Regions from separate parts of the Homo sapiens genome. Here region 2 is linked to region 1. Evidence: chromatin loops called from intact Hi-C (ENCODE). Cell type or tissue: CD4-positive, alpha-beta T cell. All regions are shown on one strand. Each heading gives the region's core, and the rest is flanking DNA. Links, peaks and the distances in the headings are about the cores only.

The links. Hi-C counts contacts between places; a loop is a spot of excess contacts. Peaks named below come from ENCODE experiments on the same cell type or tissue, not always from the same donor. Only the 100,000 strongest peaks of a DNase experiment are listed, where the experiment ranks them.
Region 2: a loop joins it to region 1, with 12 times the contacts of the local background. A loop is called at or near these places in 9 of 110 quality-filtered maps.

Annotation. Positions count from the first base shown.
Region 1 is chr10:128,122,427-128,130,756 of GRCh38, forward strand. MKI67 (marker of proliferation Ki-67) reads right to left here and starts at 3,997. Exons shown (of 15, transcript NM_002417.5): 1 at 3,673-3,997; 2 at 3,150-3,330; 3 at 665-743; 4 at 455-570. The coding sequence starts at 3,241. RefSeq lists a silencer at 3,777-4,146 and an enhancer at 4,257-4,486. In CD4-positive, alpha-beta T cell, for the core only: no CTCF peak of the experiment used is centred there; a DNase peak (open chromatin) is centred at 4,175; H3K4me3 peaks cover 2,261 bases; H3K27me3 peaks cover 1,570 bases.
Region 2 is chr10:128,207,918-128,216,247 of GRCh38, forward strand. No RefSeq gene overlaps it. Among named protein-coding and RNA genes, the nearest start is that of LINC01163, 74 kb to the right of the region's middle. RefSeq lists an enhancer at 1,571-2,132 and silencers at 2,332-2,521, 2,612-2,771, 4,101-4,250. In CD4-positive, alpha-beta T cell, for the core only: CTCF peaks have their summits at 2,377, 2,580, 2,779 (motif pointing right), 4,162 (motif pointing right) and 1 weaker place; DNase peaks (open chromatin) are centred at 2,504, 2,944 and 4,194; H3K4me3 peaks cover 2,022 bases; H3K27ac peaks cover 338 bases.

The DNA of each region.
Region 1 (8,330 bases), core at 272-8,271:
ACGAGGGGTTAGGAATTCAAAATATGAATTTCGGGAGAGCACAAATCAGTCCATAATAGGTGGTGATCAAAAGGGTGTTCACATGATAAATTGACCTGTCCATCTTGTTTTGTACCTTTTTCTCTGTGTATATTTTGCTTTAAAATAAAAAAGAATAGAAAAATCTCATGCAGTTTCAAAACACTTGGAAGAAAATAACAAACTCCTTTAGGACAAGGTCAACCTCCCTCTGCATAATTATTTGCACCCAAATCCTTGAATTCCATCACATTTTGTCCCAATTAGTCATCTTCCTAGATCCATATCCTTTTAAATTAAGATTAGTGTTGAGAATGAAAACCTGAAATACTTTGACATCCATGAACATTAAAGAAGAATGACAGTTGACTTTGACACTAGTTTATGGTTAATCAGAAGATGACATTTACTGTTAGACCAATCAGCTTTTACCTACCTGAAGGAACGATCAATAATAGTTATTACATCTCCATGTTTTAGCCGTACAGGCTCATCAATAACAGACCCATTTACTTGTGTTGGATTTGTGGAACTGAAATTATGTAATATTGCCTGCAAGTGAAAAGAAGGGGAAATATGTAACTAATGAACAGATTAAAAGTGAACTAAAAAGCTTTAAAAGTAGATCTTCAAAAAACCCACTCACCTCCTGCTCATGGATTTCAATTTTGCAATGTTGTTTTGACACAACAGGAAGCTGGATACGGATGTCACATTCAATACCCCTTCATGCAAAAGAAGAAGGTTTTTTTGGTTGCTGCAACTTTTTAAAAGATTACCTCAATTTCCCAAAATAAAACACAATTTGACTAGAATGTTTGATCTGTAAATATGACATAAAGGAGTAACAAACAAAATGGGCAATGTAAACGATCTTGCATTTTGCAAAGAACTTTTGGAAGTATTAAACATGTAACTATTAGATCTTTAAAACAGAGAGTATGTAAAAACAAGGGAAAACACTAGAACACAAATCGAATTACCTTTTATATGAAAAGCTATACTTAAAAGACACAAAGGAATACTTACATCAATTTTGGATAATGACTATTTTTAATACTCTGTGCTTTTTCAAAAACGTTTGTTTGTAATGTTAAATATGTTTAGAGGTTTAATCATCCCCAAATGTGCTTATTTGATGCTAGCACTTCTGTGCATCAGTTTCTTCATATACAATAAAGAAATTACATTAGAACCTACATCATGTGATGTTCAATTAAATGGTTGTACATGTCACTAATTTGCCTAGCACATAGTAAATGCTCATTATGGGTAAGCTTTTCATTGTTGTTTTAAAACTACACTGAATTTACTGACAGATTCAAGTCTCTAAACAATAAAAATACTAATTTGCAAGCGACACAAAAAAAAAATCTAAATTCAACTTGTTTTTCCACAGAAAGCTAACACCATGGCAAAGTAGCAGAAGAGACAATTCCTAAACCTATACAAACTAATAATCAGAAGAGTTTGTTAGTAGGTTCTTGGAGTCTTCAGTGTTCCTGTTCTAGCCTGTGATCTTAAAAATTTGAATAAACTATGCAATGGCCTGTCTGTTCTCCATCTGAACCTTTGGAGTCTAAGAATCTCTCTTCCTACCCAGGTCATGTGACCAAACACTTAGGAATTATTTCTAAATTATAAAATCTTGCATGAAGATATATTCAAGGAGTACTGTATAAAAAAGCAAAAGGACTGCCACTGGAGATGAAATGTTTATATTTTTCCTTTTCAAGAGAAAGGTATCTATGGAAAGTGAAAAGCTTCCTTAACCCCAATAAAATAATTTGATTTTAAGGTAACAGGACATCAGAGCAAAGGAAAGACTATCCCTTACAACTGAGAATTTGTTTGGCAGGAGGACGACTATAGATGGGTGTTTCTGAGCTTTGGCACTGTTGACATCTTGGGCCAGATGCTTCTGTATTGTGGGGGCTGCCCTGAGCCTGGTAGGATGCCCACCCTGACCTCTCCTCCGCGATGACAGCGCATGCCCCTGTCCTATATTGTGACATGGAAATTCAAATGAATCCTGGAAGGTTAGATGACCCTCCTGTGAGAACCACTGTTCTCAAGAGATTGCAAATCCATGGCTCCAGCCCATGTTTCTACTGACCCTTGCCAGAATGCTAGGTATTGATCACACCCCCTATGCCAGACACCATCCCTGGCCCTACACACGTGATTAGTAACAAGACAGTCTTTGCCTTTGGGGAGCTCAGCCTAGTGGGAGACAAACCCACAACTCACCCCTGAAGCTGTGGGGTTGGAAATACAAGTTTTCATGCAAGGCTTCCTCAGAGGTGACATTTCACCTGATGCCTGAATGATGGAAATCACACAAGCTTGAGGAAGGGGAGAACTTTCCCATTGTAAACTTCCAAGTGTGTAAGAAGTACCAAGGTGAACAAAGGCTTGGAATGCCTTAGGCGGGAGGAACAAGGTAGGGGATGGGGTTGGGAGGACAGGGTGAGGCCGGGATGGGGTTGGGAGGACAGGGTGAGGCCTGAATCCCGTGTGGTCTGGGAAATGACCACACGGGAAATGACCCCCCTTCTCAGGCCTCTAGTGGGACACATGTCAGAGGCTGATGGGGCACTGTCAGCAACTATACCTGTTATACAGGGACAGGGTTATTACCACCACCAAACAGGACAGCAATATAAGAGGAAACGTTCTCGAATTCCAGGCAGGAAGACTTTCTGTCCCATTTTCCTATTGCCACAAGGAGCCAAGAGACAAGTGTATGGCTTCCTTCCTTCATTCTCTGTGTCCCCAGTGGCCAGGGATGCCCACTGTGGAGGCACCCGGGGGCGCACAGTGTCTTCAGACGCCTGCCTGCAGCCAGTGACATATGAAGATCATCTACATCTTTCTTTACCGCAACATTAGCAAATCGATTTTTTTAATTGGCTTGATTTTTAAAACCACTTAAACATACAAACTAGCATCAAATTTATACTTACAAAACAAAAAAACACAACTATGTCAACTTAGTAACGAATGGGAGAAGCACCAAGGAAAAGTGACGGCAGGACCCAATCCTAGAGCGCGTTTCTGGACTTTATTCTGTGACTAAGGTATTTTCCTCTTTCTCAGCTAAAACGTCCGCGCGCGCCCGCGGGGCTCACCTTCCAAACAAGCAGGTGCTGAGGCTCAGGGGAAAGTGGGGACCGTCGACCCCGCTCCTTTTGATAGTAACCAGGCGTCTCGTGGGCCACATTTTCTAAACAGTAAGTTGAGTATAATCCGTAGGGGAAGGCCAGGTATAATCCGTAGGGGAAGGCCAGAAGCAAATTTACAACTCTTCCACTGCAAAAGAGGTGCGAGTTACTCTGATAGCAAAGGAGCTAAGAAGGGCCCCGTGCCCAATTCACCTATCCCCGGCCACAGAAGCGCACACCGCAGCTAGCTAGCGGGGACCCCAGGACGATCCGACCGCAGCCCCCGGCGCCCCAAAGTCCGGCAGCTGGGGTGTTGTCGCCAGCGCCTGCGCCTCCTGGGAGCTTCCACCGAGACGCCCTCGCCAGAGCCCAGGAGGAGTCGGGCCCAGGCCGCGCGTCTGTCCCCTGCCCGTCCCCGCAGAGCTCGGGGGGTCCCCGCGGCTCAGCCCTCGACCCCGGACAGCTCCCAGGAGTCCCGGCCGCAGCTCACCTGGGACGATCCGGCCCGCAAGGCCACTTGTCGAACCACCGCTCGTCAAGTCGCACCCAAAGTCCGCCGCAGGAGGAGCCGGCGCCGCGCTCACCTCCGCCCGGTAAGCTGCGCCCGCCACGCTCCGCACACACCGGGCCGCAGCCCGCGGGGTCGCGTTCGCTGCACCCCGGCCTGCAGTCCCCGCTGCTCCCGCCGCCGCCTCTGACGGGGACCCGGTGGCCCTACAGGCTACGTCCCCGGGCGCCCGGCTCTAGCGGCTCCCACCGAGTCGAGTCCTCCCGCCCGCCCGCCCGCCCGCAGCGTCAGCCCTCCACTTCCTTCTTCCAGCCCGGCGCGCCCGCCCAATTCAAACGAAAACGAAGATTCAAATTCTGGCGCTAAGCGCTGCGATTGAACGGGAAAGCGCGGCATGGGACCAATAGGAAGGGAGCGCAGGGCGTGGGCGGGGAGGGGGCGGGGAAACCGGGCTCGCGGGGCGGGGCTGGCGTGTCCGCGGGCGAGCCACTCACGCATCCGGAGGAAAATACCTGGGTGCATCCCCGGCGAGGGCGGCTGGCGGAGGGCAGAGGTGGAACACGCTCCCACCGAGATAACCCGTCCTGCTATCCTTTTCTTAAAGGACCAAACATCTGGGACACTATAACATTACTCATTGCCAGAAGATTTAAAACTGCTAAAAATTAAAAACAGGCGGGACGCGGTGGCTCACGCCGGTAATCCCCGCACTTTGGGAAGCTGAAGCAGGAAGATCCCTTGAGCCCGGGAGTTCAGAACCAGCCTGGGCCACCTGGAGAGAACCCATCTCTACAAAAAATTCGCCAGGCGTGGTGGCGCCCCTGTAGTTCTAGCTACTGGGACAGCTGAGGTGGGAGGATCGCTTGAGCCGGGGCGGTCGAGGCTGCAGTGAGCTGAGATCGCGCCACTGCACTCCAGCCTGGGCGACAGAGCAAAGCCCTGTCTCAAAAAAAAAAAAAAAAAAAAAAAAAAAATCGAAACCTTCCTCTTCAGTGCATACATCTTACCAAACACAAAAACAACCAATTATATAAAGTAGTTTGGTGTGTCTTTTCCTGCTATACGTGTATTCTCTTTTTCAAAAGCACAGAAAAAAAGGTCATAACATACACAACACGATTCTATACTTTGTGCTCTCTGCTTTTAAATATCCTGAGGCTATCTCCACTGAACACATTCTCGCTTTTACTCTCTGATGGCTGCAGAGCACTGGGCTTCGGGAAACCATAATTTACTTAATCATTACTATTGCCACATACTTAGGTTTACAATGTTTTGTTATTAGAAAACATTCTTCAATTGAAATGGCTTGTGCATGCCAAGATGGGTGAATCCTAAAATAATTCTACACAGGATTCTATCGGGGTCTGCTTCAGTTGCGCTGGTGGCCATGTGGGCTCAGTAGGCCACCTGGGGTGAAGTGAATGGAGCCTAAACACGCTTTTGGTGACAACGGCCTCTCTGCCCCATCTCACCTCCTCCAGCTCCCCAGCAACCCTTGGAGCTTGGCTCCCTTGATCAGGGAGGCCTCGATGCAGGGGACCCCTGAGGACTTCCTATTCCTTTCAGAGAGTCCATAAGGTCAAAACCATTTATCTAATGACCCTCTGTGTTACTTGCCCTTCTCATTCTCATGCTCCCAAGAGTGTGGGGTGTGGTTCTGCAAATGCAGAAGCAGTGAGGAGACTCCCACTGTCTCCGTTTCAACCAGGTATTACAGAGATTTGCAAAAATGTGAACTAAAGCGCTGTTTTCATTTTGTTGTTTTTTTTCCATAAAAATAAGTTATTGGTGTTAGCATGAAATAGGTGCATCACTATCTTAAAATGAATCAATAAATGAATATTTTTAAATTCCTTAGCCTTAACTTAAAATATATAAATATAGCTAGATATAACCCATCCACATTAACAAAAATTCCTGGTGGTTCTCAATAATTCTTAAGAGTGTAAAGGGACCACAAGATTGAAAAGACTGAGCCCTCTGCTCTAGAGCAACTACAAAGATATCAGCTGCTGATGGAAATAGAGAAACTGGGAAAGCAACATAAAAGCACAGGACAGCAACTCTAAATTGTATGGGCCAAGTCTGACGTAGAAAAATTCAGTGCGGGGATACTATTATATAAACGTTTTAGGGGGCATGAGTTTCCATGTTTTCCCCCATTAAACGATCAAACAAAGCCCACCACTGCATAACCCCATAAAACACAACTTTTCTCATCCTAATTACTGCTTGTTTCCAGAGACAGTTCTTCCACCCTCATGGATGCAGCCTAATTAGAACTAGAAGGTGCTAGGCCAGGCGCAGGGGCTCATGCTTGTAATCCCAGCACTTTGGGAGGCCAAGGTGGGTGGATCATGAGGTCAGGAATTCAAGACCAGACTGACCAATATGGTGAAACCCCATCTCTACTAAAAATACAAAAATTAGTCGGGTGTAGTGGCACACGCCTGTAGTCCCAGCTACTCGGAAGGCTGAGGCAGGAGAATCACTTGAACCCGGGAGGCAGTGGTTGCAGTAAGCCAAGGTCACGCCACTGCGCTTCAGCCTGGGCAACAGAGCGAGACTCCATCAAAAAAAAAAAATAGAAAAGAGAGAGAGACAGAAAGAAAGAACGAAGGAAAGAAAGAAAGAAAAAGAAAGAAAGAAAGAGAGAGAGAAGAAAAAGAGAGGAGAAAAAGAAAGAAAGAGAGAAGAAAAAGGAAGAAAGAAAGAAAAACATTTTGAGTTACTTCTTTGAAACATTTTGAGTTACTTCTTTTCTGTTGTTGCTGTTGTTGTTTTTCTTTTTTGAGATGAAGTCTCACTCTGTCCCCCGGGCTGGAGTGCAGTGGTGCAATCTCTGCTTACTGCAACCTCCGCCTCCCAGGTTCAAGCGATTCTCCTGCCTCAGCCTCCCAAGTAGCTGGGATTACAGGTGTCTGCTGCTAAGCCCAGCTATTTTTTTTTTTTGTATTTTTAGTGGAGATGGGGTTTCACTTTTTTTTTTTTGAGACTGAGTCTCACTCTGTCACCCAGGCTGGAGTGCAGTGGCACAGTCTTGGCTCACTGCAACCTCTGGCTCCTGAGTTCAAGCAATTCTCCTGCCTCGGCCCCCTGAGTAGCTAGGACTACAGGTGTGAGCCACCACGCACAGTTTATATATATATATATATTATGTGTGTGTGTATATATATGTATGTGTGTGTGTGTGTGTGTGTATATATATAGTATACTGTCGCTATATATATGTATATATGTATATATATGTGTGTATATATATAGTATACTGTCTCTATATATAGTATATAGTATGTGTGTATATATATAGTATACTGTATATATAGTAATTATATATAGTATATATACTATATATAACAATTATATATAGAGTATATATACTATATATAATTAGTATATATATTACTATATATATATATATATATATAGTAATTTTAGTAGAATCAGGTTTTCACATGTTGGCCAGCTGGTCTCGAACGCCTGACCTCAAGCAATCCGTCCGCCTCGGCCTCCCAAAGTGCTGGGTTTACAGGCGTGAACCACCGTGCCCAGACTTCTTCCTGGCTTTTAATCTGGTCTCTTGTGGGGAGGTTGCCCACACTTTTCTTCCCAACTTTCTTCTCTGTTACGTAAGTCAGGGACAATGTATAGTTCCTTCCAGACTTCCGTATTCTACTTTCATTGATCTTGGACCTACAAGTCGGTTTTGTAGCTCCATTTTTGGAGTTTTATTTTTTTCATGATCTTCTTTCCATTTTCATCTCCTTTAAATAGTTTCTACTAATATAGGAAAACTACGGATGTATTGTTCTTTATTGGTTATGTTTCTTGTTCTTGGACACAAAGGCATTCCCTAGGGAAATCAGAAGACATCTACAAAATTCCAATAATGATTGAAACAAATCTCAAAATTCAACTAAAAGTAAACTCAAAAAGAAATGCATTTAAAAATATTAGGCTGATTAATTTTTTAAGATGTCAGTAATCTAAGATATCCAATATGATGCTTTGCCAATCTATGAACAAGAAAAGTCTGATTATAACAGCTTACATTATAGCAAAATGCCCCATTACACAGGCATCAAATGAATTTCTTATCACTTAGTCATCTCTGCTAAAACAAAACAAAACTCTTCATGACTGGACTTTCGTCATACTTCTCTCCACACACTAGTAACCTCTCTAACAACTCCAACAATTATGTTGACTGCAGAATACACATTCCCTGTATGTACTGCTCTGATTGTTTTCCTATTTGTACCCAATGCTCCTGATGATAGTGTCTAGAGCAACATAAGACTAAGCTGCCCATCTTTTCACTGAATAATTTTTCACACATTTGAAGATGAACACAACTCATTCACTTCCTGAAATATTCTCGTTAAAATTTTTATTAGCAGTTTTTGCTGTTATTGTTGTTGTTTGTTGTTGTTGAGATGGAGTCTCGCTCTGTTGCCTAGGCTGGAGTGCAATGGGCATGATCTCGGCTCACTGCAACCTCCACCTCCTGGGTTCAAGCAATTCTCCTGCCTCACCCTCCCGAGTCACTGGGACTATAGGCATATGCCACCACGCCCAGCTAATTTTTGTATTTTGGGTAGAGATGGGGTTTCATCCTATTGATCAGGCTGGTCTCA
Region 2 (8,330 bases), core at 158-8,157, 85 kb after region 1:
AGAAAATTTAGATAAGCACAAAAAGGAATACATAGAACTTACCTATAATACCACCACTCAGAGGTAAGGATAGTGCATATCACGGCAACTATACCAGTTACTTCCACATACTATACAATACTAGAAATAAAAATTACCTCCTGGAATGCACACACACACACACACACACACACACACACACTCATTTATATGACAAAGTTGGGATCATACAATTCATGTTATTGTTTAGCTTGCTTCTTTCATGTAACAGTCCAGCGGAGGATAATTTACATCCATGGTCCTCTGTGGCATTTCTAATGCCGCTTTATTGTGCCCCTGAACACCTTGGGTATCCATCAAAGCCCTTCTCACAGTGCAGCAGAGTTTTTCACAAGTGCATATTTGCCCCCAGGCTGTGAGTACAGTGAGGACTGATTCCACATGCTAGTTACATCCCCTGCCCTTAGTACAATGTCTACTATGTACTAATAATATTGATAACCAACAATTATTGAGCAGTTAGTGTGTGCTAGATTTTTAAAAGTCCCTCTTGAAGCAATGACCCCCAATTGCAACAAGTATGCTCTGTGTCCAGAGCTTGGTTTATAATACCGTTTTCCAATAAAGGGAAACAGAGTTGCTTACAGCAATGGGCAATTCTGGGACTGGGGCAGGAAATATACAAGACGAGCCTGGAGGATCTGGTAGTGCCAGGAAGGAAGTCAGTGCTCAAAAAGCAGAATGCTAAGGCTATGTTAAAGGAACACAGGAAGGAACTGAAAGACCTCCCAATGGCCAAAGCTAAGAACAAGTCAATAAAAAAAAGCACCGAATTAAGACTTAAAGTGTAAAACAAATACCCATGAGTCCATGCTGATATAGATGGCTGATTAAATAAATGGAGGAGGAAAGGCACATCTTGCCTGCAGAAGAATTCTAAATAATCTACGTAGACACTCCACCCTCCAGGAGGTGCCGCCTAACTCCCAGCTGAGTAAGTGTGGGCTGTGCAGAATGACTTCCTTCCAGAGAGGACAGCCTGGAAAGAGGGAAAAAGAGTCACTTTACATCGGAGAAACCTGACAAACACTATCTCAACCAGGCGATCAGGGTCAACAATGATCTATGCTGTGGACATGCTGAGAGTATGCACTGTTGATATGATATCGTGTGAACGGAACCCCAAGCCCCTTAACCCCAATCTAATCATCAGAAAAACGTCAGAAAAACCAACCCAAGTTGACAGACATTCTACAAAACAGCTGACTAGTACTCCTCAAAACTGCCAAGGTCACTAAAAACAAGGGAAGTCAGAGAAGACATCACCAAGAAGAGCCTAGGGAAACAGGAGGACCAGATGTGATCTGGGATCCTGGAGCAGGAAAAGGACGTTAGTTAAAAATGAAAAAAAAAAAATGGGAATAAACGAAGGGCTTCAGCTGATAATAGTGTATCAATATTGGCTCACTGGTGGTGCGGGGTGTGCCACACTCATGTAAGATGTCGGCAACGGGAAGGATAACCTCTGTACTACCTGCAACTTTTCTATAAAACCATTCTAAGTAAAAACTTTAAATTTATTTATTTTGAGACAGAGTCTCGCTCTGTCGCTGGAATGCAGTGGCGCGATCTCGGCTCACTGTAAGCTCCGCCTCCTGGGTTCACGCCATTCTCCTGCCTCAGCCTCCCGAGTAGCTGGGACTACAGGCGCCCGCCACCACGCCCGGCTAATTTTTTGTATTTTTAGTAGAGACGGGGTTTTACGGTGTTAGCCAGGATGGTCTTGATCTCCTGACCTCTTGATCTGCCCGCCTCGGCCTCCCAAAGTGCTGGGATTACAAGTGTGAGCCACCGCGCCTGGCCTTAAGTTTATTTTTAAAGAGTGCCTTTCATGGATTCTCCCATTTAATTCTCACATAGTCCCGTGGGGCTCTATGTCCTTCTGCATTGAGGAAATAGGGCACAGGGCTGAAGGGCTTTGCGCAAGCTCCTGGGGGAGCAGACTGCTGCGCTGGGCCTGAAACTGCAGCCCGGCCCCAGGACCTTCCCTCAAAGGGAAGTGCCCACGAATATTGAGGAGGTGGGCTCTTTGCTTGCAGACCAGTTCATCATACCACAGGCTGCCTGAGAGTCTGCGGCCCTGTCCCGTGCTGCCTGCGGAAGCCCGCAGGGCCCGCGTGGGAGGAGAGCCTGGGCTTGGAAGCCCCGCCAGCGAGGGCATGCCCTGCACAGAGGAGGGAGTGTGGAAAAGCGAGAATGAAGCTGTTTTCCTTCCCAAATTAATATGGAACAAGGAGCAGCTTAATCACACTTTGGGTTCAGTGATGTCTCCAGTTGCCACAGTAATCAGAGGCGGCCTTTACAAATAGATTGCATTTGACCTTGTTGGTTTGATGGACGGGAGTGGAGTCCGGCCGCGGACGGCGTCCCTTCCAGGGCCGGCCGCCAGAGGGCGAGCGCGCCTTCCCGGGCGGGGCGGGGACGGGACGGGGACGGGGAGGGGACGGGACGGGGACGGGGAGGGGACGGGGACACGGACACGGGAGGCTTCCGCTCGCCCGCGGGTGGCGTCTCTGCTCCCACTAGAGCGGGCCAGGCCTCTGGGTTCCGTTTCTCAAGCACACAGGGAGGGTGGCCGCGGGCCAGGGGCGGCCGCGAGACTCCACGTCCACGTCCCGGGCAGTCCCTCCGGAGGTTGGGCCGCGCGGCCCGGGGAGCGGAGCGCTGCGCTTCTCTGCGAGCACCCCGGGGCCTTTAGGCGCCCCCGTTTCCTCGTCAGTGGGGGGCGCGGTGCCGCTTCTCCGCGGGCTAAACTGCTGAGGAAGGGGCGAGTTCCTGCGGCCCCTGCCTGTCCCGGCCACGCCCCACCTCCGCCCCGCCGCGTTGCGCGTTCCCGCGGGGCCCCGGGCACCCCTGGGGCCCCGGGGATCTCTGACGCCCCCTTCCCTCCAACCCCCGCTGCGATCCCACAGGTGGGGTGAACAGCGCCCCTGCTGTCCCACGGGGCGTCTTCGCGGGTGATGCCCACACTCTCAGCCTGAAGAGCAGGACCTGTCCGCGGGTGGGGCCCACCCCCAGGCTTCCGGTGCCCGCGCGGCCTCCAGGGCGCCTCCCCCGGGCGCATCCTCCGGGCCTGGCAGGGAGCGCAGCCTGGGAGTCAGGGGCGACTGGAGCCCACCTGCTCAGCGCCCACCGCGGCGGCCCTGCCCTTTCCCCCGGGAGCAGCAGGGACAGCCTTGGAGCAGCAGCTCCCGCAGGGGGAGGAATGGCGCAGTGGCCCGAGGCTCTGGAGCTGGCCCCCTGCTCGCCCGGGGCTACCTCGGGGAAGCGCAGAATTCGCACCTTTCTTCTCCAGCTCCACGCACCCCTCATGGAACCTTAGCGAGGCCCAGGGCAGGGGATGCTGCCAGGCCGCTGCCAGGCTCTGACGCGGTTGCGGATGCCTCGCCCGGTCTCTCCGGAGGTGGAGGAGTGGCACCCCTGGCTGTGCACTGCGGTGCACCGGTGTCTGCTCAGGGCATTCTCCACCTTGCCCTCCATCCCCTCAGGGTCAAGTGAGGAGGGAGACAAATATCCCACCTTCAGAAACAGCCCTGAGAAACGTTTATTTCCAGGGGACAGTGCGATTAGACCTCTCCCGGCGCGGTGTATTTCTGTGCTTAATATTATTATTTATACATCAATATTGACATCCAGCGTCCATTGATACGTGGCATGCGTAGGTGCTAAGAAGCGCCAGCTACATAGCATGCTTTATTTATGTGCGGTAAATATTTAAAGACTCCCATGTGTTTCGATTGGAAAGTGCGTATTACTGGACAATTTCGTTTCAAAGCTTTCTCTCTGATGTAAGGTTTATTAAGATGTATGAGGTGGCTGCGGTGGCCTGATTGAGAGCCCATGAAAGTCCTGAGAAATAAAATTCTGCTGCTGCGGCCCAGGGAGTCGGCCTTCCACAGTCCCGTTTAGGAGCCGGGGCTCTTCTCCGTTATTAAGACGTGGTAGTTTGCTCTGCATGAATTACCAGCTGTTTGGTATTGCCTGAGAGGGACGGGGTGGCTAGTTTGAAAAGTCAGTTTGCAGGTTTTCCACGATGGCAGAGGTGCCACCTGTGTCACCAGCCGGCGGGGCTGGGAGTTCATCTAGCCCGGGCTATGGACAAGGCCGTGTGCGTCCAGACGGGGCCGCCAGAGGGCGCGCGTCTGCGGCCGCGGGAGGCCCAGCGGGGCCTGAGAAGTGGGCGGAGCCAGCCCCGGCCGGAGGAGCTTCTTGCTTGCAGGTGTCAGCGGCAGCAATTTCAGGCAGGGTGGCCAGGCTGCTCCCCGAGGACAGCATCTTGGAGGAATTGCTTTCATTTCCTCCCAGCTAGTCCCTCTGCCCAGCACTTGCCGGCAGCTTCTTCCATGAGGGCGGAGTTCTGTCTGCAGCCCCAAGGGGCGTTCTTTGAGGCTGTAACTAGCATCCAGGGAGAGATGGCTCACATCAGTGGAGGGTGCGAGGTGGAATCAGGTCGCTCATGACAGAGGCTGCATTCAAGCCAGAGCCCCACTGCTTTGCTGTGGGTTGAATTGCATCTCCCCTCCCACCCCTCTAAAGATATGTCCGAGTCCTAAGCCAGCACCTCAGAACGGGACCTTGTTTTGAGCAGGTTGTTTGCAAATTTAATTAGTTACGATGAGGTCATACGGGAGTAGAGTGGGTCCCTGGGTCCTTAACCCAATGGCTGGTGCCCTGATAAAAAGACAGCCCTGCAAAGACACAGAGACACACAGGGAGAACGCTGTGTGACGGTGGAGGAAGAGACTGGAGTCGTGTGGCCACAAGACAGGGAGCTCCTGGTGCCACCAGGAGCTGGAAGAGGCAGGAAGCGTCCTCTCCTAGAGGCCTCAGAGGAAGCAAGGCCCTGCTGACGCCTTGGTTTTGGACTTCTATCTCCTAAGCTGTGAGACAATGAATTTCTGTTTTAAGCCACCCAGTTTGTGGGACTTAGTTATGGTGCCCCAGGAGACAGGCACAACAAACGGGGAAAGAAAACGCAGCCACTGCCTGAGAAGGAGGCTGTGTGTCGGCTGTGGAGACACCAGCGCAGCTTCCCAGGAATTGGTTAGATCTTGGCCTCCTTTCCGTGCAGTGGTGGAAATAAGAGGAATGGAAGGCTGCTGCCTTGGGAGTGACGGCTCTGGGATTGGCCCCACCGGGCGGTGGGTGGATGGGGCAGACTAGGAGCCCTTCCTGGGAGGGTCACAGAATGAGCTAGCCAGAGTGACCCTTCTCTCTATTCACGGTCTTCAGTGTTGTTTCCTCCAAGCAGGGACAGAGTTGTTCGGTTGGAGAGTGGGAAGACTTATTTCATTCTTTTAAAATTCAGCCTGGAATCTGGGAGCAAGGAAACTTACGCATTAATGCAGCATGTCAGGAGAGCTGCCAGAATGTGCAGCCCCACAGCTGATTTCCACAACTTATCTTGGCAAAAATACTTCCAACCTGTCCCAGGATTCTGTCATGGAATCCCTGCTATATGAAAGCACCTGAGGAGAAGGATGCAGGGCCCGGAACGCTTCCCATTGCCCAGAGGCTGGTGGTTCTACCTGTCCAGAGACTTGTCCCCACCCCACGTAACTCAACAGAGAGATGATCAGACTCGTGTCTTCCCTAGGGGTGGAGGCCGTTGGAACTGTGTTCATTCTGCTAGAAATGCGGGCGAGGCTGCGGTCACCCCTGCTAGGCAGAGCCTTGGCTCCATGCTCCATGAGGACCAAGGAAGAAGCTTCTCAGGCCCCTTCTTTCTCCACATTCCAGCAGATCTTCGCCCCCTGCAAACACCCCCCACCTCTTCTAGGAGCCTGCAGTGGGGACTGGCTGCCAATTTCTGATCGGATGCAGACTATTCACCACCAACCATCCCCCAGGCAGGGCAGGTTTGACATTCACTTGGAAGACAAAGCAAGGTAGTCAGGTGTGCTGCCCCTAGACCTCGAGGAGGGACGTGGACATTATCTCACTTTCCGCGGAGGGGGCAGCAGTGGAAGCCACTGTGGTGGAGGAGAGTGGCCACCTGCTGCCCAGGCCCCCACCTAAAATTGCAGTATAATTATGGACTTGCGGGTCTTTGTACAGTTCCCGGCTTCCGGTAAATATTAATGGGTTGCCTTTTATTCATTTAGCTAATGTTTTTGAAAGATGGCCTCAAACAAAAAGATCATATCTGTATGTTGTGCTTTAATTTATTTTCACCTTTTTTTCTCCTTTGGAGACCCCTAGTGTATCATCACTTTGTTTACCACAAATTAAACCGGGGCTGATTGTTTACCAGACTGTGGGCCTCTGTGCATTGCTCCACACTCTCCCTTTTTTTTTTAATAATCACAACCTGGGATTCATTTGCGAGAGGCCCTAATCTGCATGAGAATTATACAATTAACTTTTGATTAACCACCTAGTTCTTTTGGAAACCATGGTGTATAGGATACTCTGCATTTAAATAATTTTCCTTAAATTGGGAGCAGGCCTTTCATTAAGCTGGTGAATGCTGAGAAGATAGAGGCTGGTGGTTGACTAAACAACAACATTCGGAGATAATCAGGGTCAAAACAATAGGTAAGACGGCAGGGCCAGAATGTCATCTTTAAATATAACAGTGGAGATAAAGGCCCCCAGATTGCGCCTTATCAAAACACAAAAAATCAAAGCGCTCTCTTGTCTGTGGCAAAATGCGGAGGCCCCAGCGATGTGGGGGAGAGCATTGTCTGGCGGCCACCGAAGCAGGATTTGCATTCGGGGGTCTGCCTAACACACGTTACATCACGTAGGGCACTTATCTCTGAGCCTGACAATAATTATCGGGAAGAATATACTCAGAATGACTTTTTTGTGATTTTTATGCTTCCCCAACACAAGGAAGGGGAGATAACAGCATTAGGAGGAAGGGGAGAGTCTCGGAAGACTCTCCCAGGAGCTGGTTCTTCGATTAAATTTGCTCTGCCACTCCGGTGCCGCTGAACAAGTGGGAAGAAAGCCGGCAAGCCTTTCATATAGGGTAATAATAGTCCTGAACACAGCCTTCACCAAAAGATAAGATCCATTGTCGAAACAAACAAAGGAGCCGTATTCAACAGCACTGGAAGAATATCTATGAGCAAAGTTTTAAATCCTCTTTCTGTCTCCTTCTCTCCTTGCTTGTACCTTGCACCTGGTTCTGCAAGAGGCTGGTTCTGCCGGGCTCGGGTAAGTGCACGCTGTCGGAGCCTCTAGTCCAAAGGTGCCTGGGAAAGGCAGGGCCTTCATCTCGGGGGTCACTGGGGGTTGAGTGAGGACTTTCTGAGGTCAAGGTCGTGCTCTTCCTTCCGAGAGTCTCACATTCCTTTCTTCTCCAAAGTCCTCCAGAAGAGACCTTGATCTCTGATCTGAGACCCCAGAGACCTGGCAGAAGCTCACATGAGAAAGAAGCAGTCCAGGCAGCTTTTGTGTGTTCGCTCCTACTTGGTCTTGTCAGACTTCCTGGGCATGCAGAGTCCCCAGGTGATTATTTTTCCTCAAAACAATTATTCTGCTTCCTTCTCCCTACAGGAAATACTAAGCAACCAGTGTCCAGTCTCCAACTCCAGCCCAGCATCGTTTAAACACCGATGGAATGTCCCTTACAGATAAAGCCCCGTGCTTCTAATTAGCTGCTTTGCCAGAGCCTTCTGTGCTCAGAGTGAATAGAACATGATAGTAATTGTAGACCTTTTGCCCTGCATCCTTGACCAGCGTCCTGGGGGTTGGGTGTATCCTATTCGCTAGCCTTACAGGAAGTTGCGCCCTGGGACACCGAGAGGGACTCTTCTGGTTTGATTTTAGATGAAGATACCGTGTGGGCCTTTCCCTACTAACCAAAGAGAATTACAGAGAGTTAAGATTTGATCCACGGGAGTTTTGTTCAGCCTGTTCAGCTCTTTGTCTTATTCCAGGGACACAAACCAAGGCCCTTTCCTGGCCGTGGGTGGAGGGATTCCCTGAACGCACTGACTGGGGGTTCTGAGCTGCTGTGTTAGGTGGGATCGGGGTAGGATTCCCAGGCAAGGGTTGGCTGACAGTGGGGCCCGAACATGCAGAACAGGAGGCAGTGGGCCTGCAGAGAGACCTGTCATGGCAGACCAGGGACAGCAGGGTCCTGGGTTCTTGGCACACACAGTGGAGGGGGGGGGTGGCCAGGGCAGGTGGAGGGCAGAGGGCAGAGGGCCCCGCTACGAATGCAGAGAATGGCTCGGAGACTCAGAGAGTGGCCAGCCCAGAAGGGAGAAGTGAGGACCTTGTCTTTCCACAGATGGACTGTGTGGCCTCCTGTAAACCCCTTTGCTTTCCTGAGCCTC